Regions from separate parts of the Homo sapiens genome. Here regions 1, 2, 3 and 5 are each linked to region 4. The links are chromatin contacts, found by Hi-C or POLR2A ChIA-PET in ENCODE. All regions are on one chromosome and are shown on one strand. Each heading gives the region's core, a stretch centred on a gene start or an enhancer-like site at or near the end of the contact. The rest is flanking DNA. Distances are from core to core; before and after follow the strand shown. Region 1 holds the start of COL4A4 (collagen type IV alpha 4 chain). Region 2 holds the start of STK11IP (serine/threonine kinase 11 interacting protein). Region 3 holds the start of TUBA4B (tubulin alpha 4b). Region 4 holds the start of MRPL44 (mitochondrial ribosomal protein L44). Region 5 holds the start of CHPF (chondroitin polymerizing factor).

Region 1 (4,076 bases), core at 968-3,467, 3.2 Mb before region 4:
CCCTGCTCTGGATCTCTTCTCCAGGCTTCCCCACAACACACATTTCCTTTAGGATTTTGCTTTTTTGGATTTATTTGTCCTGGTTAAAGCTGGTAGATAATCCCCACTGAGTTTTATCTATCATGCCTAGTAGCATTTAAATACCTGGTCTGGGAATTCCTAATGTATGCAAAGTGCATTTTTGTTAGAACCAGCTACACAAACAGATTACATAGATTACAAATGTCCTTTAGAATGTGAAACAGTGAATAATCTAAATGTAAACTGATAGGGAAATGGTTCAATTAACTTTGGCATATTGTGAAATACTGTGCAACAAAGCAAAAAGAAAAACAGGAGGATCTTAAATACTGACATGGACTGGTCTACAGGTTGCAAAGGAATACAGCACAGTATCATTTATGTTAAAAGGCCAACAAAAACATACATATATGTTTGTGGGTTCATATGTGTGTGTGTAAATTCATGGACAATGTTTGGAAAACTACATGAAATATGAAAGTGGTGAAAGTGGACACCTCTTGGAAGACAAGGAAATGGGGAGAGGTATGGGGGGTGTCAGAGAGGGCTTTAGTTTCACCTATAATGTCTGCAATGTCTTCATTTAATTTAAATAGGAAAAACATATAGAACCTATATGTGACCATAGGTTCTAAAATTCTTTTCATGTAACATATATAAATATTTATGTGACCGTTAATTTCCAATCATAATCTCAATGATAACATTTGTAAAAACATCTGCTCATCCTTGGAAATGAAATTTCCTATGCCACGTTATCACCCAAATCAACTTTTTAAAGTGTAAAAATAACAAGTATCTGAAAAGTTAAAGTTTACTTTCACAAGGTAAAATCAAGTGAGTCAACTCTAGGAGGCACAATCGTTTTGAGGACAATCAATTTCTATTTAATGGCAAAGAATAAGAAATATGGGATGGATTTAAATAAATCCAGTTTCACTCAAATTCCAAGTCAAAAATCAAATCAAAGTGTCAGATTGCTTAAATGATTCTAACCTGAGTTCGATTTCTAAGGTGCTCTTAATTTTTCAGTGATAGCATTTGCTTTTCCCAACAATAGCAAAGGAAAACTGGAGGGCAAGTTTTGCAAGGAAGAAACTGAGCCCCAGAGAGGTCAGGGTTTAGTGTGACGTCCCAGCTAGGAAGTGGCGGCTGGGACTCCCTGCAGGTGTCTCCTGCCAGCCCTCTGTGCGCTGGGCCAAGCTGCTTGATTTGATTCACCAGCGTGACACCGTGCATCTCCACATCCGGTGTTCTCACGTATCATCCCTGGCGATTATCTATGTGTCTATTTTTTAATTTACTGACCTCTGGAGGCCTGTCCCCGCCATCCCTGACTCCTAGGCACTGGACAAGCCCCCTCCTCGCCTCTTCCCCCAGCCCCGCGCATTCCACCTGTTCCGGGGCATCCCCGCTTGCTCCCTTCCGCTCGCTGCCTGTCCCGGGACCTGCGTGAAGCCCTCAGCCTCGCCACTAGCCCGGCAGCCGCTCCACTACCGCGCCGCTGCGGGTGGGGCCAGCGCGTCCCCCGGACGCGTGGAGGAGGGATGGAAGTGCGGGGGTGGGGGTCGCGCAGCCCCCACTCACCTTGCTGGCTGCGGGCGCCGCCGCCAGGAGCACCAGCAGGAGCGGCAGCAGGAGCACCTGCGGCCTGGGGGCGGTCCGGGCGCTCATGGTGGGCGCGCGCTCAGAGCCTGGGCGAGTCCGGGGACCCTCAGGCTCTCAGGCCACCGCGTCTCCTGCGCAGCGCGGCTCTGGGAGCCCGGCTGGAAAGCTCGCCTCGCCACTCGGCCGGGGCGGGTTTTGTAGGGCTCGGTCGCGCGGTTCGTCCCTCCCCACCCAGGCTTTTTGGTTGTGGCTTCAAGGGAGGGAAGACGTGGCTCAGGTCCCGCCCTCATACCCCCTCCCTCCCAACTTACCAGGCAGTGTCCCTTCTACCCGGGCATCGTGCCCAGGAGGCGAGAAAGGGCTGGGCGCCTGAGGGGCAGGTGGGCGCGGATCCAGGGTAAGGGGTTAAGGAGGTGATGCTCCCAAGGTCCGGGGGCCCAGGCGGGGAAGTGGGGTGCGGTCGGAGGTGGGGCGTTTGGGGGTGTGCGGTGGGGAGGTGGCTGCGCGGTGGGGAGGTGGCTGCGCAGGGTGGAGGGAGTGGCCAGCGGCCCTGCCCAGATTAAGCGGGAGGCGCGCCGGGCGTCTGCACTCGGGAGGCCCCGCTTGTTCCCCGCGCCCGCGGCGGTCCGCGTTCCCCGCCTCCAGCCCGCCTCCAACTTGCGGCCGCCGGGCTTGGCTGCGAGAGCGCCGCGAAGAGGCAGCGGGGCGCGGGTGGATTGGGGCTGGAGGTGCGCGTCCCGTGGGGTGGCAAGGCGGCAGCTCCTGGCGCTGCGGGCGTCCCCACAGGTAAGGCGCCCATAGGTGGGGCAACCGCTGTCCCGGGGCCCCGGCACCTGCCTGGGAGGGGCAGTGGAGGGAGCGTGGCATTCAAGGGGTGGTGGCGGGCCCAGCTGGGGAGTTGTGGCCCGGGGGTCACCAGAGGAGAGCGCGTCTGGCTCCTGGGCTTGTCTGCCTGGGCTTTAACTGGGTGCTGTGTGTTTTGATTAATTTGGAGGCTCGAGTTACCGGCCTGGCAGTCGGGGCACTCCAAAATGCCAAGAGAAAGAGGCAGCTGAGGAGAAAGAGAAAGCCCATCTTATTCTCCGCTGAGTTGAACTGCTTTTCAGGCCAAATCTTATCTGCGGAAATGCAGGGCAAAACAAGACTCAGCTCTGGTCAGGGTGCGCTCTTCCTGGGGGTGGCCTGCGATGCAAATGTGCCAGGGCACGGTCCTCCAGCCGGCTCTCGCCGTTTCCTGTGCTACGGACCACACTGGCTCTGGTAAAGCAATTAGACTGTTTCTCAGAAGAATGTTGTGAAATGCATAAAATACAATTAAATCAGAATCAGTTTTATTGGAATGCAATTATGGAAGTCCTCAAGTCGTGATATAGTAACTAACACAGGTGCATCATCATTATTGCATTAAATAGCTTGATTTAACAGCAGGCCGATTAAGCAACAGTAATGTCAAAGTAGTGATGTCTGCAAATGGTATTTTGAGATAATAGCCCAAACTGAAATGTGACATGAAAATACCGGTGGGTGCAAATTATCAAGAACTGCCAATACTACTGTGCTCTGTTGCCTGTGCTCATAAGGGAAGGACATGTTGAACTTCTGTGACATGTTACTAAAAGTAAAGATGCAACTTATTTTCCTATGTGAGTTTCCTATACAGATCACCTGAATTCCATCCTCAGGTTAAGAATCTTTGCTTTGGAACAGTGTTGCTGATATTTGCTGCAATTGGCTTCAGACACCAAGTATGATCATGCAGTTGGTCACTGATTTTAGGGAACCACTTGCTTGCAGTTAAATTTGGGATCTATTGGTATCTTAGAACTTTGTAGCCATGCAGGTAGGCAAAACCCTAACAGTGAATGAAGACACTCCTCCCATTCTTTTTATTTTGACTATAGCATGAATCTTACAGTCTTCTTTCTGTCTTTTATGCCAGTGATTCTCAACTATCGTTGTGCATTAGAATCTTTGGGAGGATAAAACAATGTTGCTACCCAGACCATTCCAAGCCAATTTTATCAGACTCTCTAGCTGTTTTAAAATTTCCTGTACATTCCCATGCACAATCAAGTATGAGAGCTCCTGTTTTCACGAACATGTGAAAATTTCACGCACATGTTGAATTAGGATATATTCTTAGTAGAATAATAAAAAGCACATATATTAAACTCTTCATTACAACTTGGGAACACTGCGGAATTTATGACCATATCGCAGATGTTGCTGTGTGGTATGCAGTAGCTTCTTTCCATTGGTAGGGAAGGTTCTTCTGGAAACTTCTGCCACTCTTGTGGAATGAAACGGTAGGTGTTCTGTTGATGAGGTGACAGTGTCCAAGAGTTCTGAGAGTCACATGATTATGTTTCACAAACTGACAGTATTTAATTTTAAAAAGTACAAACAAAAAAATCTCAATGCTAATGTTAAATGCTTCTCTTTGCCAA
Region 2 (3,907 bases), core at 634-3,133, 4.4 Mb after region 4:
AAATTCAGGACACTGATGTTGGTACAATATGTATATATAGCTATATGCTGTTTATATAAATTCCTGCAGCCACGCAATCAAGATACAAAACTATTCTGCTGCCACAAAGCTCTTCTCCTGCTACCTCCTTGTAGTCACACATTCACACACCCACCATTCATCACTGAATAAATTAACAAGTCCTACAACCTGACATGAAGGATTCTGTATGTACTAGACACTGAGGATAGATACAGACATGGTTCAAGGACTCTTCCCACGTTCAAAGGGCCTCCTAGTTGTCTCCTCCCAGAGAAGGATATAAGACATTTGCAAAGTTATCAATACAAGCCAGGAAATGAAACTGCTACTGGCCAGGTGCTGTGGCTCACGACTTTAATCCTAGCACTTTGGGAGGCCAAGGCAGGTTAATCACTTGAGGTCAGGAGTTCAAGACCAACCTGGCCAACATGGTGAAACCCCGTCTCTACTAAAAATACAAAAATTAGCCGGTCATGGTGGTGCACACCTGTAGTCCCAGCTACTCAGGAGGCTGAGGCAGGAGAATCACTTCGTCCCAGGAGGTGGAGGTTGCAGTGAGCTGAGATTGCGCCACTGCACTCCAGCCTGGGTGACACAGCAAGACTCTGTCTCAAAAAAAAGAAAAGAAAGAAAAGAAAACTGCTATAAAGAGAGCTTCCACAGATATCGTCAATAGGAGCATGGAGTGATGGAGGACAGCTAACATTAACTGTAGTATGTACCAGATGACTTTGGTATCTCATTCAAACCTTCTCAGAATCTCTCAAAGAGAAGCACTATTAACCCCATCTTACAGATATGAAAATTGAGGTTCAAAAAAGTGAAAAATCTTGATGGAGATCATATAATTGGTAGGAAGTTACTTCTCCTATCTGATCTCAAAGCCAAGGCTTTTTCTACCACAACTAATGCCAACCAAGTATTCAACAACTACTGTGGCTCCATTATGCCCAGGCACAGTGCCAAGCATCAGGGAAATCATTACAATAACAATAGCTCCCAACTGTAAGCAGTTACTATACTTGCAGGCATTGTACTAAATACATGAATTAAAACGAATCCCCACAAATGTTAAGTACAATCACTATGCCAATCTGTGAGGAAAACTGAGCCTCAGGAAACAGTATGGCAAGTTTGAAAGAGGGTTGATATTCCAACCCAAGTGGGTCCGACTCCAAATCTCGTGCTTCTATCTACTGTATTTAGTACCTTGCTACACAATAATGATTATGACCGAGATCAGTCCCTGGTCCTGAGGGGCTTTTAGTCAGGTAATGATCACTTCCTTCTGACAGTGTCAGAGAAGGCACGGAGGGAGGGATACCGCCCTTTGGCCTCAAAGGACGGCTAGAGTTTAGGCTATCACAGGCAAAGGACACTGTAAGGGCGAACAAACCTGGGAAAAGTAAAGAAATTGAACTCTGACACCTGGTGACCCTACCAGTCGTAACTCCATGACTCTCAGGGCGTGTCTCCAGAAAGCACCACCCCCACCTCGTCCGAGGTCCGAGGCCCAGCCCAACCGGAAGTCCACTCACCGGACTCCCGCAGCAACCCCGCGAGCTTCCACAACAGGGAGTCCCTCTGAGCGGTCGTCATGGCCACGGGACGCTGGGGGGCGGAGCCTGGGGGGGGAAAGAGGAAGCGGAAGAGCCTCAGGTGGGCGGTAGTGCCAAAAGCCCAGGGCGTCCGCGCAAACCGAGGCGTCATGCGGAGAAAAAGGCGAGAAAGAAAAGAGAGGAAGAGCATCCTCCTGGCCGCCCTTTCGAGGAACATAAGTCCTGGTCAGACATACCGAACCTCCCCGTCTGGTCCTCCTACCAGCTCAGCTGCCCGGCGCCTATCAATGATGGAAAGGAAGTCCCGCCCCGGAAGAAAATCGAGCCAAGGGACGACCGGAAAACATGTCTCTGCCGCCGGAAACCGCGCCGTAGATCATGCAAACGAATCGAAAAGGGGCGGTGCGGGGGCTGTCTCCTGACCGCGGTGGTGGCTGCAGTGGTTCCCTGGGCTTCCTGGCCCGGAGCTGGGCACCCATTATTCCCCCGCCCTGCGCAGCCTGGGGCTCCCGCTTGGCTTTCGGCGAGCCTACCGCGCCGGTGAGGAAACCCTGACTCGTTTGCAAACTGGGCGGGGAAGCAAAGTTTAGAGAAATGGAGCTTTGTTAGATAAAAATTTTTTCAACGCAAACAGTCATTTTCCAGTGAAAGGAGAGCGTATCCGCCGTAGGATGGACTTAGATCGTGTAAAAGCTGAGGCCACCGAGGATATAACCTCCGGGGTCCTTTGCCTCCTTTTCCTTAGACTCCCTCCAAACTCGTGTATCTTTCCTTCAGCAGTACTGGGCTCCACGCGAACCTAGTCCTTTGTCTTTACCCTATTACCTTTCATAACATCCTAGTTGAAAAGTAGTTATTCAACCGCGTTTGAAAATGAGAACAGGTTCACAGAGGCTAGGTTACTTGCGAAGGTCGTTCAATTAGTAACCAGTAGCGCCAGGACTGCCAGTTTCTTGCTTCCGAATTCTCATGGTAGCTTTCACCAGGCTCCCCGTCAAATGCTAACGTCAACTACTGAACTAGATTAGCAAAAAGGTCTTTTAACAGAATTCCTGGTTTTCAGAGAGAGTTTCTTTCATGAAGCGCCCCATTTCTACAGAGGAAAATCAAAATGAATCCTAAGCCAGTTGAAAGGAGGGATAGGATCATAGTCATCTTTATCCCAAGTTGCCAGATTTGAAAGATTTTATTTTCTCAAGACAAAATATTTGAAATGGCAAATATTTCAAATATTTTGAATATTTGAACCACACAATTTCGCATTCATGGCATACTACTTGTGCTCTGAGCTGAAAGCCTTTTAGGTTAAATAAAGTAAGTGGAGATACATCCGAAGCAGCAGTGTTGAGCTCAGAAAAACAATACCCCAAAATACGGCGCTTTGGTATGCTGACTATTTTGAACTAAAAGAGACTGGAAGGCCTCAGGCACAGTCTCTCCGACCTTTTCCTGCCCTCCTGTCTCCCAGCCTTCTTTCTTCCCCAAGGCAAGCCATAGAAACCAGAATTCCTCTTCCCCAAGATGAGTCACAGAAACTAGAAGCCCTCTCCCCCAAAGCCAGCCATAAAACCTAAACTTCCCCCCACCTTTCTATGTAAGAGCTGGCCGTGGCCTGGCGCGGTGGCTCACGCCTGTAATCCCAGCACTTTGGGAGGCCGAGGCCAGCAGATCACCAGAGGTCGGGAGTTCGAGACCAGCCCAACCAACATGGAGAAACCCTGTGTCTTCTAAAAATACAAAATTAGCCGGGCATGGTAGTGCATGCCTGTAATCCCAGCTATTCGGGAGGCTGAGGCAGGAGAATCGCTTGAACCCGGGAGACAGAGGTTGCTGTGAGCCGAGATCACGCCATTGCACTCCAGCCTGGGCAACAGGAGGGAAACTCAGTCCAAAAAACAAGCTGGCCGTAAAGAACTTCTCTGGCCTACCTTGTCTGATAGGCCGTAAGACCCTCATTCTGGAAGAGATCCTGCCTCATACCTGGGAGGAAGGAATGCTACACAGAAAGACCTCGTTGGGTTTCCACCTGCTGTCTGTTACTATTAAGTGGCACACTTTTTGCCCAACCACATTACTGCAGGCTGTCCATTTTTCATAGAATCTAAGCATTAAAAACAAGTTTTCCCTGGCTCTTTGGGTAGCCATTTCTGAAGGCTCCCATGTCATGTAAAACTTTGATTAAATAAACTTCTTAGTTTATTTTAGATTTTTCTCTTAACCTATCTTGTTATACGAGCTCTGACCCTTATGATGAGGAAGAAAGGCATCACAACTTTTCAGCCCCTACAACAGCTAACTAGTATGCAAATATAAAGTCAGAGTAAGAG
Region 3 (3,949 bases), core at 1,245-3,744, 4.7 Mb after region 4:
CAGCAGCACCTGGGGCACTGCCAGATGACTTTCCCCAGTGAAGGGAGACAATTAGAAAATGCAAGGCAGGCTGGGGTGGTTGCTCAGGCCTGTAATCCCAGCACTTTGGGAGGTTGAGGCGGGTGGATCGCTTGAGCTCAGGAGTTCAAGACAAATCTGGACAATATGGCGAGACCTTGTCTCTACTAAAAATACAAAAAATAAGGCCGGGTGTGGGGGCTCACACCTGTAATCCCAGCACTTTGGGAGGCTGAAGCAGGTGGATCATCTAAGGTCAGGAGTTGGAGACCAGCCTGACCAACATGGTGAAACCCCGTCTCTACTAAAAATACAAAAATCATCCAGGCATCCATGCCTGTAATCCCAGCTACTCCAGAGGCTGAGGCAGGAGAATCGCTAGAACCCGCGAGGCAGGTGTTGAGGTGAGCCGAAATCGTGCCATTGCACTCCAGCCTGGGCAACAAGAGCGAAACTCCATCTCAAAAATAGATAAATAAATAAAATAAGCTGGGCATGGTGTTGGTGCACGCCTGTGGTCTCAGCTACTGAGGAGGCTGAGGTGGAAGGATGAGGTAGAAGGATGGCCTTGAGCCGGGAGATGGAGGTTGCAATGAGCTGAGATTGCACCACTGCACTCTAGCCTGGGTGACACAGCAAGACACTGACTCAAAAGAGAGAGAGAGAGAGAGAAAGAGAAAGCAGAAGTAGCTTGAAAAGATGGGGTGGAGAGAACGGAATGAAATGTAGAAAGAAGGGCTTCTGCGGAGACCAGGGGCTGAGTGCTGAGACCATTAAGGTGCGGGTTGCAGATCCTGCTCTTGGGTTAGAGACAGAAGAGACCAAGAGTCAGAATCATCCAAGATATGAGAATCTCGATTTTCTTCTTTTCTCTTCAGAGGCAACAGACATTTTGATAGCTTACAACAATGTTTCCACTATGACATCACTGTCTCCTTTTCACCCACGAAAATGTCAAGGACTCAGTGAGGTTAAGTCACTTGCTCAAGGTCACACAGGGTAGCCTGGAGGAGAATCCAGGTCCTGAGGTCCCCCGGTCAGCGCTCCCGCAGTTCTGGCAGCAGGGGAGTGGGCAGGTGCCCTCAGCGAGGGCATCATAGTGACTGCGCTGATGACAGCGCCACTGACCCGCGGGCGGCCGGCGAGCCGCGGCAGATTCCGGGGTCGGCCCCGGCAGACAGGCTGCGGGGCTCGACTCTGCGGGAGCGCCTAAGGCATTGGCAATCTGGGGCTCAGGCTGTGCAGTTCTGGGTCCTCGGCCGCCCACAGGCGTCGGCGAAAGGCTGCCGCCCCGGCCGGGGACCAGGAAGCGTCAGGCAGCTGGCAAGGGCTCCCCGGGGACGCGCCACAGCCTCACAGCCGGCCCGAGTCTCCTGGGAGGCAGGGCTGGAAGGGCAGGGGTGAAGGCCAGCTGTGGCCGCTTGGGAAGGACCGCCTCGCCTGCTCCCGACCTAAGTCAGAACACCTGGATGACCGGTGCCTCCAGGACGCAGGTGCAGGTGAGACTCGCCCTGCCACAGCACCCTGCATCTCCGCGGAGGCCCTCGGGAGCCCAGCGTGTCTGCTCAAAACGAGGAAAGAATGGTTAAAGCCCGAATCGCGACTCTTAATCCCAGCGGGACAGGTGAGGGACCCCCGCGCAGCTTGGGGAGGGTACCAGGCCAGGCTCCGCCCCTCGGGGGGGCCGCTTACCCTCCCGGGAGGCGTGGCCTGCGGGCCGCCCAGCCTCTAGTGGGCGAGCGGGGAACGCGGGCCCCGCCCCCCCCCCGCCTATAAGGGCGGTGCGGCACTGCAGCTAGCGCAGTTCTCACTGAGACCTGTCACCCCGACTCAACGTGAGACGCACCGCCCGGACTCACCATGGTGAGTGCGGCCCGGCCGGGGTCGCGCCTGTCCCCTAATTGCCCCTCTCCTTTGGGGGACACTTCTTCCAGGCATGCTCGGGGACCTCCACCGGGCGTTCCGGGTCTCCAGGAGGTGCGAGGGTTTTGCATCCTCCCTCCCCAACCCCCTCCTGGTGACTTTGGCCGAGCCGTATAGTTCACCTTCGGTGGCTGGGGTTGGGGCTTGGGGTGGAGTGCGACTCTTCAGTAACAGAGAGGAACCCTTCCTGGCACTCTGCTCCTGCCTTACGAGCATTTGTGTCCCGACTCTGTATGAGAGTCACGCGGGCCCGCGCCCCGTCCTTTCCGCGGGCAAAAGAAGACGGGTTTGGCTGCCCTCTTACATCCCCAGTCCCTGGTCCTCAGCACTGACCGAGCACGTGCTTGGCGCTAGAAGGTGGAAGGGGTCAGGTTACCTGGTGCCGCATCCCCCTTTCCTCTGTGTATGCATTCCAACTATCCACAGAACCACCCCCCCCCCGTGACTCAGCACCCCGCGTCTGAGCTGAGAGGGTTGGTGGGAACGGGGTTCGGCCTCCTGAAGCGAGCTGGCCCTCTCCAGCCGAAGCCCGGGTGCGCGGATGGGCAGAGACAGCTGGCGCTGAGCACTGCGCGGGCCGAGGCCAGGTTGGGGGGAGGGGAGAGAGGTGCATGTAGGGGGTGGTATTTATAGCCCAGGAGCGGGGGCCGAAACCCAATCCCCGCTTTGGGCTGGGAAATAACTGTAAAGACTCCAGAGGGAGAGCGGATGTAGGGCTGGGCTGCAGGATGGCGCCCATCCTGCCCGGGACAAGGCGGGTCACCTCTGGGGCCTCACCGCAGGTTCCACTTCCTTTCTGGGTATTTGGAAACCGTCACCCCGCCATTTCGGTGTGGGAAGAGCGCGCGGGCCCTGCCGGACTTTAGTGCTTTAGGGGTTAATTTCGGGCTGACAGGGACGGAGCCTAAGGCAGTGAGCGCCCCAGTACCCTCAAACCTTATTGCTGGCCCCTGCTGTCTGAGCTTACAAGCATTACCGCCGCTATTTCCGTGCGGGCTGACACGGGAGATGAAAGTGGTGAAGACACCCAGGGTGCGGGGGTGGAGGTGGGGAGAGGAGCCAGATGGGATTGATCCCCAGAGCCAGATGGGATTTAAAGGTGAGGGAGGAGGGCATCCTGATGGCGTGTGGTCAGTTGATGCCAGATTGGATGGCTGAGACACCTCTGCAGCTTACAGGAAAGAAAGAGGGAAAGGGTTCTATGAATTCTAGCTGTTCATACTCAAAGCAAATAATTAATCAAGTGGGGGGGGGGCCTCTAGCTGTAAACCCATACCTCTAGGAAACCTTTTGTCATGTGGAGCCACAGTGCTCACTTGACAGATTCCCCACTGAGAAGTGGGCTAAGAGGTTGGCCTGCATTGCTGGGTGCCTCCAGGTGGGGAGTCCTGTACCTGGGAGCCCGGGCAGGCTGCTACTCTCTTCTCACCTCTGCCCAGCCCCAACCCTCCACTCTTGCCAACTGAGTCATCCTAGCTGGTAGATGATAGGGTGGAAGAGAGACTCGCAAGGTGAGGACTTGTGGATGTGGGGCTCATGCTGTGTCCCCTCTCTCTATCCCTCAGCGTGAATGCATCTCAGTCCACGTGGGGCAGGCAGGTGTCCAGATGGGCAATGCCTGCTGGGAGCTCTATTGCTTGGAACATGGGATTCAGCCTGATGGGCAGATGCCCAGTGACAAGACCATTGGTGGAGGGGACGACTCCTTCACCACCTTCTTCTGTGAAACTGGTGCTGGAAAACACGTACCCCGGGCAGTTTTTGTGGATCTGGAGCCTACGGTCATTGGTGAGAGGAAGTGGGGACAAAATTGAAGGGGGTGGAGCATGACTCAAAGCTTCTCCCTGGAGAGAGAGGGTATTTAGACCAGGCATTCCTAGCCCTGAAAATTCCTAGCCGTACTTGAAGCTGCAGAAGGCAAGCTGATCTGAGACTGGCCTGGGCAGCTGGTCTGGGTTTCTCTCACACTCTGGTATCTCAGGCTGGCAGGAGGATGAGTCCTTCCATG
Region 4 (3,589 bases), core at 786-3,285:
ACAACCTGTTACTGTGATATAAAAATTGTTCACTGTGTTGTAATGTTATTAATTATATAAAGGAAATGAAAGAAGGTTATATTTCTTTTTAATGCCAGGTTGATATTCTAAATGTTAAGACTAAAGTCAGATAAATACTGGCAGTCCTTTGCTATATTCTACATATATGACTGGATTAATTTTCCCTTTGATCCAATTGTCACATGAAATTGGTTCTTCAATATAAAAGACCAAGCCATTAGCCTAACTTTTAGGTTCCTTATTTCTGCTCTAACCATGATACTATGTTTTATACCTAAGTATGAAGCATAAATGTTAATTTCACAGATTCAAGCCATAAACACTAGTATGTTATATTTGCAGTCATCCCTCAATATCTGTAGGGGATTGGTTCCAAGGACTCTCCTGGATACTGAAATTCATGGATGCTCAAGTCTCTCATATAAATGGTGTAGTACAGGCACACTTCGTTTCACTGTACTTCGGTCTATTGTGCTTCACAGATTTATTGCATTTTATTTTTACAAACTGAAGGTCTGTAGCAATTCTGCATGTGCTCACTTTGTGTCTCTGTGTTACCATTTTTTAGCAATAAAGTATTTTAAATTAAGGTACATATATTGCTTTTTAGACACTACTACTGTACACTTAATAAACTACAGAATAGTATAAACATAACTTAGGTATACACTGGGAAACTAAAAAAGTCATGTGACTCGTTTTATTGTCGTGGTCTAGAACCAACCCTACAATATGTATGAGGTATACCTGTATCTGCATATAACCTATGCACATCCTCCTGTATACTTTAAGTCATCTCTGGATTACTTATACGTAACACAATATAAAACCCCTTTAAGAAACAAAGGGAAGCAAAGTATGAAAACCTAGGTTGAAAGTCGTAAGATATACATATAACATATACACCTATATAATCTGTCCAACCCATAAAGTTTCTTCCACCTTTGAGAGCCTAAAATACTTAATCTTATAATAAACAAGGGAATGGGAATTAAGAAGAGATTTTATTTTTTGCTATAATCTTCTCTGTTAGAAGACCGTTCCTACTGGTAGGAGTACAAAGTGGATCAACATTTTTTGGAGGGCAATGTTAAAGTACTAATAGCTTTCAAAATTTCATACTACACATGCGTCCCCTTTACGCGCTGTTACATAGGTTTTAATGGCAATAATATGGAGCTCATAGGCCCATATATACAGAGCCATAAAAAAGAGTGAGGTACATATCTTTGTAATACCATGACAACATGTCAAACACACATTATTAAAGAGAAAAAGCAAGATGAAGGAATTTAAATTATGTAAAGTATGATCTGGTTTGAAGCTATAAAAACCTGTGTCTCTCTCTGCCAAACCTGTTACCAGAACAGCATTAATTAGGGCAAAAATCTAAAGCTAACTTTTTTTCCTTTTACTCTAGACAGCAGAATTCAGGTTGTAGATTAATTTTTTTTCTCCTTAATTTACGATGCTGTGGGCTGCTTTCTTCCCGCTTATCGGAATTCTCAGGCATTACAAACGGGGACTACAACATCCAAGTCCACATAAGGAAGACCCTCCAGTTAGCCCCATTTCTCCCAATTTTCAGTAGCCAAAATCCTAAATGGTAGTTTCAAAACGTCGGGAACAGCCCGAAGCTCTACCGCCCGCGGCACAAATCCATTTTTTTTGCCTCAGGCCCCGCGCCCACAGCTCACGGGTGTCTCCATCGCAAACTTCCTAAGGCTTAACCCAGGGGCGCATCAGCCGCAGACACGACGCCGCGGGAAGAAGACCCAGTGTCTGCGACCGCCACCCTGAGACCTCTTCCCGAGGTGGCTCCTACCGGCGCACGGGCGGCGGCGGGCACCGCAGAAGGCGCTGCCGCTCTAACTCCTTCTGGAAGCGGAAGGCGGCGCGGAATCCCTTCTTCACTCCCCGAACCGGAGGGACCAGCTTGGGGGCGACTGGAGCCAGGAGGCAGCGATGTCCCTGCTGCAGCAATCTTACCAGCCCGGACGCCATTGCACGAGAGAAAACGATGGAAGACGGAACGAAAGTAGTCGGGCCAGTGTCCCCGTAACACACTTCCCCCGGAACCCGGAACGCGGAACGCGAAGAGAAGGCTGGGGCGGAGACAGCCCCCGGGGCGGGGCGACTGAGAGAGGGCAGGGGCGGAGACAGCCCCGGGGCGGGGTGATTGCGGCCGCCTTGAGGCTACGCTTGCGCTAGTTCTCTCCTCTCTTCGAGTTACTTTCCAATGATCCGGACTTGAGGGCGTTTGCGCCCAAAAGTTTCTGGGAGAAGTTGCTTCACCCTGTCACTCTCTTGTTCCTTCCTCTCTCGTTACAGCAAAACAAACAAAAATCTGTTTCGCTTTCAGGTTAAGGAAACATTTAAATCCTCAAAAAAAGAAAACATTTTTAATTTATATTTAGTGTTCTAGGCCACTACTGAGCAAGTATTTACCGAGCTTCTATTTTTGACCCAGCACGCCTCCAAAAGCCTTAGTTTTGGAAACCCTAGACTCAGAAATGTTGGCTTATCCAAAATTAAAATTTTTCTTTAAAAGCAATCTAATAGTACATATTTTTAAACATCCGGAAAATGACTGGAAAAAAACATAAAACGGTAATAGGGGAATTACAGTTTCTTCCTTCTTTATGTTAACACTCTTTAACAATGTAATTCTATTGCTTTCCTACCAAACTGTTAATACAGTACAATTTTTAAAAGAACATATTAAGTCACAAAGGGAGGCTTGTTTGAATTCCCAGTTTTGAGTTGCCTGCTGAACATCTAGACCCTCAAAGGGGCAATGCTTTCTGTGATCTCTTTGTTAAAGGCATCTGTGTCCCCAGCAGTCACCCAGATTGAACTCCTATGTCTTTGATTGTTTTTGTTTCGACAAACCCCCTCTTCGGTGCAGTTTCCACCAAGTGCTTTTTCCATTTATTTCCACTGCAGGTACCTGGTGGCTCTCCTCACCTCTTTCCGTGGTTAGTGTAATTGGCCTGGTACCTTCCTCCCTTCCCCAGACACAGCTCACCTACATTCATCTCTCTGAAACACAGACCACAAAGCATGTTATGACTTAGCCCGAGAATCTTCAGTGCCAGGATCATAGAACTCAATTTGGGTTTCTCAGCTTGACCATTTCAAAAGGGAGAATCTAAATGGTTCATCTCAGCTTATAAAAGGGTTCCCTTTGGGGAGGGAGAGAGCAAAAGAGGGGCTGAGCACACACCAAAAAACAAACTGATGGATTTCTGGTTGAAGGAAATTCTCCAAGAAGGGGTGAAAGGAGGTTACGATTGACCTTCTTGTTTCAATGTATGTAAAGTATTGAAAATTCATGGAACATCAATCCAATAAATGGATTAGGAGAAAATGCAGGGAACTGTCATTTCTGTAGAATTTCATTTATTAGGAAAAATAATCTAAGCCAGTTGTAGCACAATCATGTTAAGTTAAAATGAGGTGTCTCTGTGTTGAGAGTTTCTCAGTCATACAACAACGAGAGCATCATTTGCAGATTAAAAAAATGTAGGTCCTCAAAAGATTTCTTCTACTAATGCCCTTCATGGAA
Region 5 (3,878 bases), core at 86-2,585, 4.4 Mb after region 4:
ACAGATTAATGTGCCCAAGACATCACAATTAGTAACTGCAAAGCTAAGTAAATTCACACTCAGGTGTGCCTAATCCAAAAACCTGTTTTTCCTATAATCTAGAGTCTAGACAATCTATAAATGTGTGGGATGAAAGAAAAGGAAGAATTATTCATGATGGTAGAGGGATTCAGAGAAGACTTGGGGGCCCAGAAAAAGAACTCGGGGAAACACTGGGGAGCCCAGGTGAGGGATGAGATGGGGATCTCACCGAAGAAGCAGTAGACGACTCCAAACAAACAGCACATGATGCAGACGAGGGCCGGCAGTGCCTGGTACCTGCGCTCCAGGGGCTGTTCACAAGGTGCACCCCAGAAGGCATCATCTGGCTCAGGGGGCAGCAGCTGGAACCGCAGTGTTGCCACAGTCCCCGGCATAGTGCTGGGAATAGAAGGGAGTCACCCTCCCAAGTTAACCTGACAGAGGGAAAGTTGGGGTCACGGAGGAGTCCTGGGTCCCCACCAGGATGGGGGTGGGAGAGGGATTGGGAGAACTCAGCAAGGACAGTGGACAAAGGAATAGTATCCACATTTGTGCAGCTCCGGAAGCATCTCTGGAGTGGGGAGCAAAGACAAAGGGAAACAAAAGTGCCTGGCTAGTGGAGGCTGGGATGAAGTTAAAAGAGGGACGGGAGTCGGGGGGATGAAGGGAGCGTGCTGCCAGTGAGAAGGAGGCAGCCAAGAGATTCATCTGTGGGCGGCTCAATATGGGATTGTCCAAGATTTACCTGGGCTGGAGGCGACCTGAGCTTCTGAGTGAAAGAGGCTGTGCAGAGGCCCGAGGGGCCGGGGTTGCGGGGCGCCAGAGGCTCCAACTGACTGGGGTCCAGGGAAAGTCCGTCGTGCGAGGAAGGGGGCTGCTGGGCCGGAGAGAATGGTGTCGGCGCGGTGGCGGCGCCGCTCCACGTCCAACACCGGCTGGCACTCCAGTCCCGCGGCGTCCGGGAACTCGGGCTGGGCCTGAGGAAGGGGAAGGCGCAGGAGCCGGGGCTCGGGCCGCCCCAGAACCGCGGCCCCATGCCCTGAGCCCGCCCGCGGCCTTTGGTGCTGATGGACAGCTCCGGCCTCTGCTCCTGACGTCACTCAGGGCGCACCATCCAGGCAGGGGCGGGCTGCTTCTGACGTCACATGGGACGCACCAACCACGCCGCGGGAGGCAGGGGACTCCGCCCCCGGCGTCTCCCTCTCCCGCACTGAGGAGGGGGCACTTCCGGGGGTCCTTCCCCTTTAACCTCCCCCTTCTCCTCCCTCTCCGGTAGCGAGAGCCCGAGACCCCACCCCGGGGGCGGGGCCCTTGCAGTGACACGTCGGACAGCTGCGGCCGCGGCTGAGGCTCCAGTGCCGAGCGCAAGAACCCTGCGCAGCCCAGAGCAGCTGCTGGAGGGGAATCGAGGCGCGGCTCCGGGGATTCGGCTCGGGCCGCTGGCTCTGCTCTGCGGGGAGGGAGCGGGCCCGCCCGCGGGGCCCGAGCCCTCCGGATCCGCCCCCTCCCCGGTCCCGCCCCCTCGGAGACTCCTCTGGCTGCTCTGGGGGTTCGCCGGGGCCGGGGACCCGCGGTCCGGGCGCCATGCGGGCATCGCTGCTGCTGTCGGTGCTGCGGCCCGCAGGGCCCGTGGCCGTGGGCATCTCCCTGGGCTTCACCCTGAGCCTGCTCAGCGTCACCTGGGTGGAGGAGCCGTGCGGCCCAGGCCCGCCCCAACCTGGAGACTCTGAGCTGCCGCCGCGCGGCAACACCAACGCGGCGCGCCGGCCCAACTCGGTGCAGCCCGGAGCGGAGCGCGAGAAGCCCGGGGCCGGCGAAGGCGCCGGGGAGAATTGGGAGCCGCGCGTCTTGCCCTACCACCCTGCACAGCCCGGCCAGGCCGCCAAAAAGGCCGTCAGGTAGTGATCGGCTGCGCCCGCTCTACCCCCTGGGCAGCGGCCGGGAAGCGCGCGGGGAGGTCGCCCGGGCCCGGGTCAGGCTCCGGAAGGAAGGGGCTGGCGAGCCAGGAAGTCTTTGGGCCCCGATAACTTCCGATGGCCCTGCCTTCCCGAGAGCCGTGGGGCCAGTCCGAGACTTTCTCTGGGCCCTATCCCGGCCTGGGCTGAACTTACTGGACTGTGTCCTAAACCGGCTCGACCCGATGGCGCCCCAGAGATCCTACTAGCTCCCTGGCTGGGCTGCTGGTGTTAGAGAAATGACTTATATATAGGGTGAGTGTATAGAGACAGGGGAAGAGAAAGGAGAGAACTAGGATTTACCTGGATCTCTTGTTCCTGAGTGGGTTACAAGGGCCACCTCAGGGTGAGATGGGGGAGGGAGGAATGTACCTATCTCATTAATGTCTCTGCTGATGAGTTGAAATAACTTCTAAGTAACATTGGGTTCAAATGCTGGTTCTGCAATTTACCTTCTGCCTTACCAAAAGGTAAGTTCCTAGAGCCCCTGAGTGCAGTTTGCCCCTCCCCGCAAAAACACTCAGTACACCCCTATGCCAAACGTTCCTTTATGTCATTTATGTGAGGCATTTGTGGCATAATGGCATATTTATATAGAAATGAGTAGATACATGGTGTGTCCAGCGTTTGGCTGGGTGCTTTAAACAGATATAATCAGTCCCATTTTACAGATGGCTCAGGTTAAATAACATGCTCAAGGACATAACTACTAAGTAGCGAACCCCGGAGTCAGACCCACAATATCTCTCTCCTATCTGGGTGGGTATTGCCATCTCCCAAATGCAAAGCACTACCTGTTTAAGACCATTTCGTTTAAATCCTCATGACCCCTGGGAGAGAGGGTTTATTTTTAACCTATTCATAGGTGAGAGAACAGATACAGAGAAGACGTGACCTGCCAGGGTCTGTGCTGACCACCTCCCCCCCACCCCCCGCCCCGTTGTCCTTTTGATAAGCTTGTGCCATCTCCTCCCCTAGGACCCGCTACATCAGCACGGAGCTGGGCATCAGGCAGAGGCTGCTGGTGGCGGTGCTGACCTCTCAGACCACGCTGCCCACGCTGGGCGTGGCCGTGAACCGCACGCTGGGGCACCGGCTGGAGCGTGTGGTGTTCCTGACGGGCGCACGGGGCCGCCGGGCCCCACCTGGCATGGCAGTGGTGACGCTAGGCGAGGAGCGACCCATTGGACACCTGCACCTGGCGCTGCGCCACCTGCTGGAGCAGCACGGCGACGACTTTGACTGGTTCTTCCTGGTGCCTGACACCACCTACACCGAGGCGCACGGCCTGGCACGCCTAACTGGCCACCTCAGCCTGGCCTCCGCCGCCCACCTGTACCTGGGCCGGCCCCAGGACTTCATCGGCGGAGAGCCCACCCCCGGCCGCTACTGCCACGGAGGCTTTGGGGTGCTGCTGTCGCGCATGCTGCTGCAACAACTGCGCCCCCACCTGGAAGGCTGCCGCAACGACATCGTCAGTGCGCGCCCTGACGAGTGGCTGGGTCGCTGCATTCTCGATGCCACCGGGGTGGGCTGCACTGGTGACCACGAGGTGGGATGATAAGCTATCCCACTGATACCTCCTTGTCATGTTCAAATCCCTCTGAGAGGCAAAGGGATGTTGGAGATACAGGTCTGCTTTTCCATGCCAATTCGGACATTTATTTTCTATCTCTGTGACCCCCAGTAAATTACTAAATATCCTGGGCTTCAGTATCTTCCTTTGTGCCAATGGAAATAATTATTGCTCGGGGTTGTTACAAGGATTAGAAAAAATCAGGGAGCCTTGTACATAATAGGCATTTGATGTTAGTTATTATTTTAGCCCTTGGACAGCTCTGAGACAGGACGCATGCCCATTTCGCAGATGAGCTAGCGGAGGCATGCTGAAGGTCACACAGA

What was found. Hi-C counts contacts between places; a loop is a spot of excess contacts on that map. ChIA-PET counts read pairs that join two places held with the same protein, here RNA polymerase II (POLR2A). Pooled maps may share reads with other maps.
Region 1: a map with no recorded cell type shows a loop between it and region 4 (7-fold over the local background). The contact joins the promoter of COL4A4 here to the promoter of MRPL44 in region 4. A Hi-C loop is called at or near these places in 1 of 37 single-sample maps with no recorded cell type and 2 of 50 pooled maps. POLR2A ChIA-PET finds 5 or more read pairs at or near these places in 2 of 52 experiments (K562 and activated B cell).
Region 2: a map of CD8-positive, alpha-beta T cell shows a loop between it and region 4 (20-fold over the local background). The contact joins the promoter of STK11IP here to the promoter of MRPL44 in region 4. A Hi-C loop is called at or near these places in 4 of 168 maps with a recorded cell type or tissue (CD4-positive, alpha-beta T cell, CD8-positive, alpha-beta T cell and naive thymus-derived CD4-positive, alpha-beta T cell), 1 of 37 single-sample maps with no recorded cell type and 10 of 50 pooled maps.
Region 3: a pooled map shows a loop between it and region 4 (5-fold over the local background). The contact joins the promoter of TUBA4B here to the promoter of MRPL44 in region 4. A Hi-C loop is called at or near these places in 2 of 50 pooled maps. POLR2A ChIA-PET finds 5 or more read pairs at or near these places in 2 of 52 experiments (activated T-cell and activated naive CD4-positive, alpha-beta T cell).
Region 5: a map of CD8-positive, alpha-beta T cell shows a loop between it and region 4 (21-fold over the local background). The contact joins the promoter of CHPF here to the promoter of MRPL44 in region 4. A Hi-C loop is called at or near these places in 1 of 168 maps with a recorded cell type or tissue (CD8-positive, alpha-beta T cell), 1 of 37 single-sample maps with no recorded cell type and 6 of 50 pooled maps.

The regions. Positions count from the first base shown.
Region 1 is chr2:227,162,346-227,166,421 of GRCh38, reverse strand. It overlaps COL4A4 (collagen type IV alpha 4 chain), which reads left to right and starts at 2,217. Exons shown (of 48, transcript NM_000092.5): 1 at 2,217-2,415. COL4A3 (collagen type IV alpha 3 chain) reads right to left here and starts at 1,798. Exons shown (of 52, transcript NM_000091.5): 1 at 1,609-1,798. The coding sequence starts at 1,695. RefSeq lists silencers at 1,565-1,744, 1,965-2,344 and enhancers at 2,615-2,714, 1,989-2,890.
Region 2 is chr2:219,595,833-219,599,739 of GRCh38, reverse strand. It overlaps STK11IP (serine/threonine kinase 11 interacting protein), which reads right to left and starts at 1,883. Exons shown (of 25, transcript NM_052902.4): 1 at 1,817-1,883; 2 at 1,560-1,646. The coding sequence starts at 1,620. RefSeq lists enhancers at 1,442-1,501, 1,712-1,931.
Region 3 is chr2:219,251,788-219,255,736 of GRCh38, reverse strand. TUBA4B (tubulin alpha 4b) reads right to left here and starts at 2,494. Exons shown (of 4, transcript NM_001355221.1): 1 at 2,318-2,494. The coding sequence starts at 2,329. TUBA4A (tubulin alpha 4a) reads left to right here and starts at 1,819. Exons shown (of 4, transcript NM_006000.3): 1 at 1,819-1,881; 2 at 3,507-3,729. The coding sequence starts at 1,879. RefSeq lists enhancers at 767-836, 2,267-2,326, 2,357-2,436 and a silencer at 1,487-1,856.
Region 4 is chr2:223,955,909-223,959,497 of GRCh38, reverse strand. MRPL44 (mitochondrial ribosomal protein L44) reads right to left here and starts at 2,035. Exons shown (of 4, transcript NM_022915.5): 1 at 1,847-2,035. The coding sequence starts at 2,025. RefSeq lists an enhancer at 1,951-2,120 and a silencer at 2,191-2,260.
Region 5 is chr2:219,541,266-219,545,143 of GRCh38, reverse strand. CHPF (chondroitin polymerizing factor) reads left to right here and starts at 1,335. Exons shown (of 4, transcript NM_024536.6): 1 at 1,335-1,919; 2 at 2,955-3,528. The coding sequence starts at 1,606. TMEM198 (transmembrane protein 198) reads right to left here and starts at 1,116. Exons shown (of 5, transcript NM_001005209.3): 1 at 767-1,116; 2 at 251-455. The coding sequence starts at 416. RefSeq lists silencers at 914-1,053, 1,094-1,803, 1,814-1,903.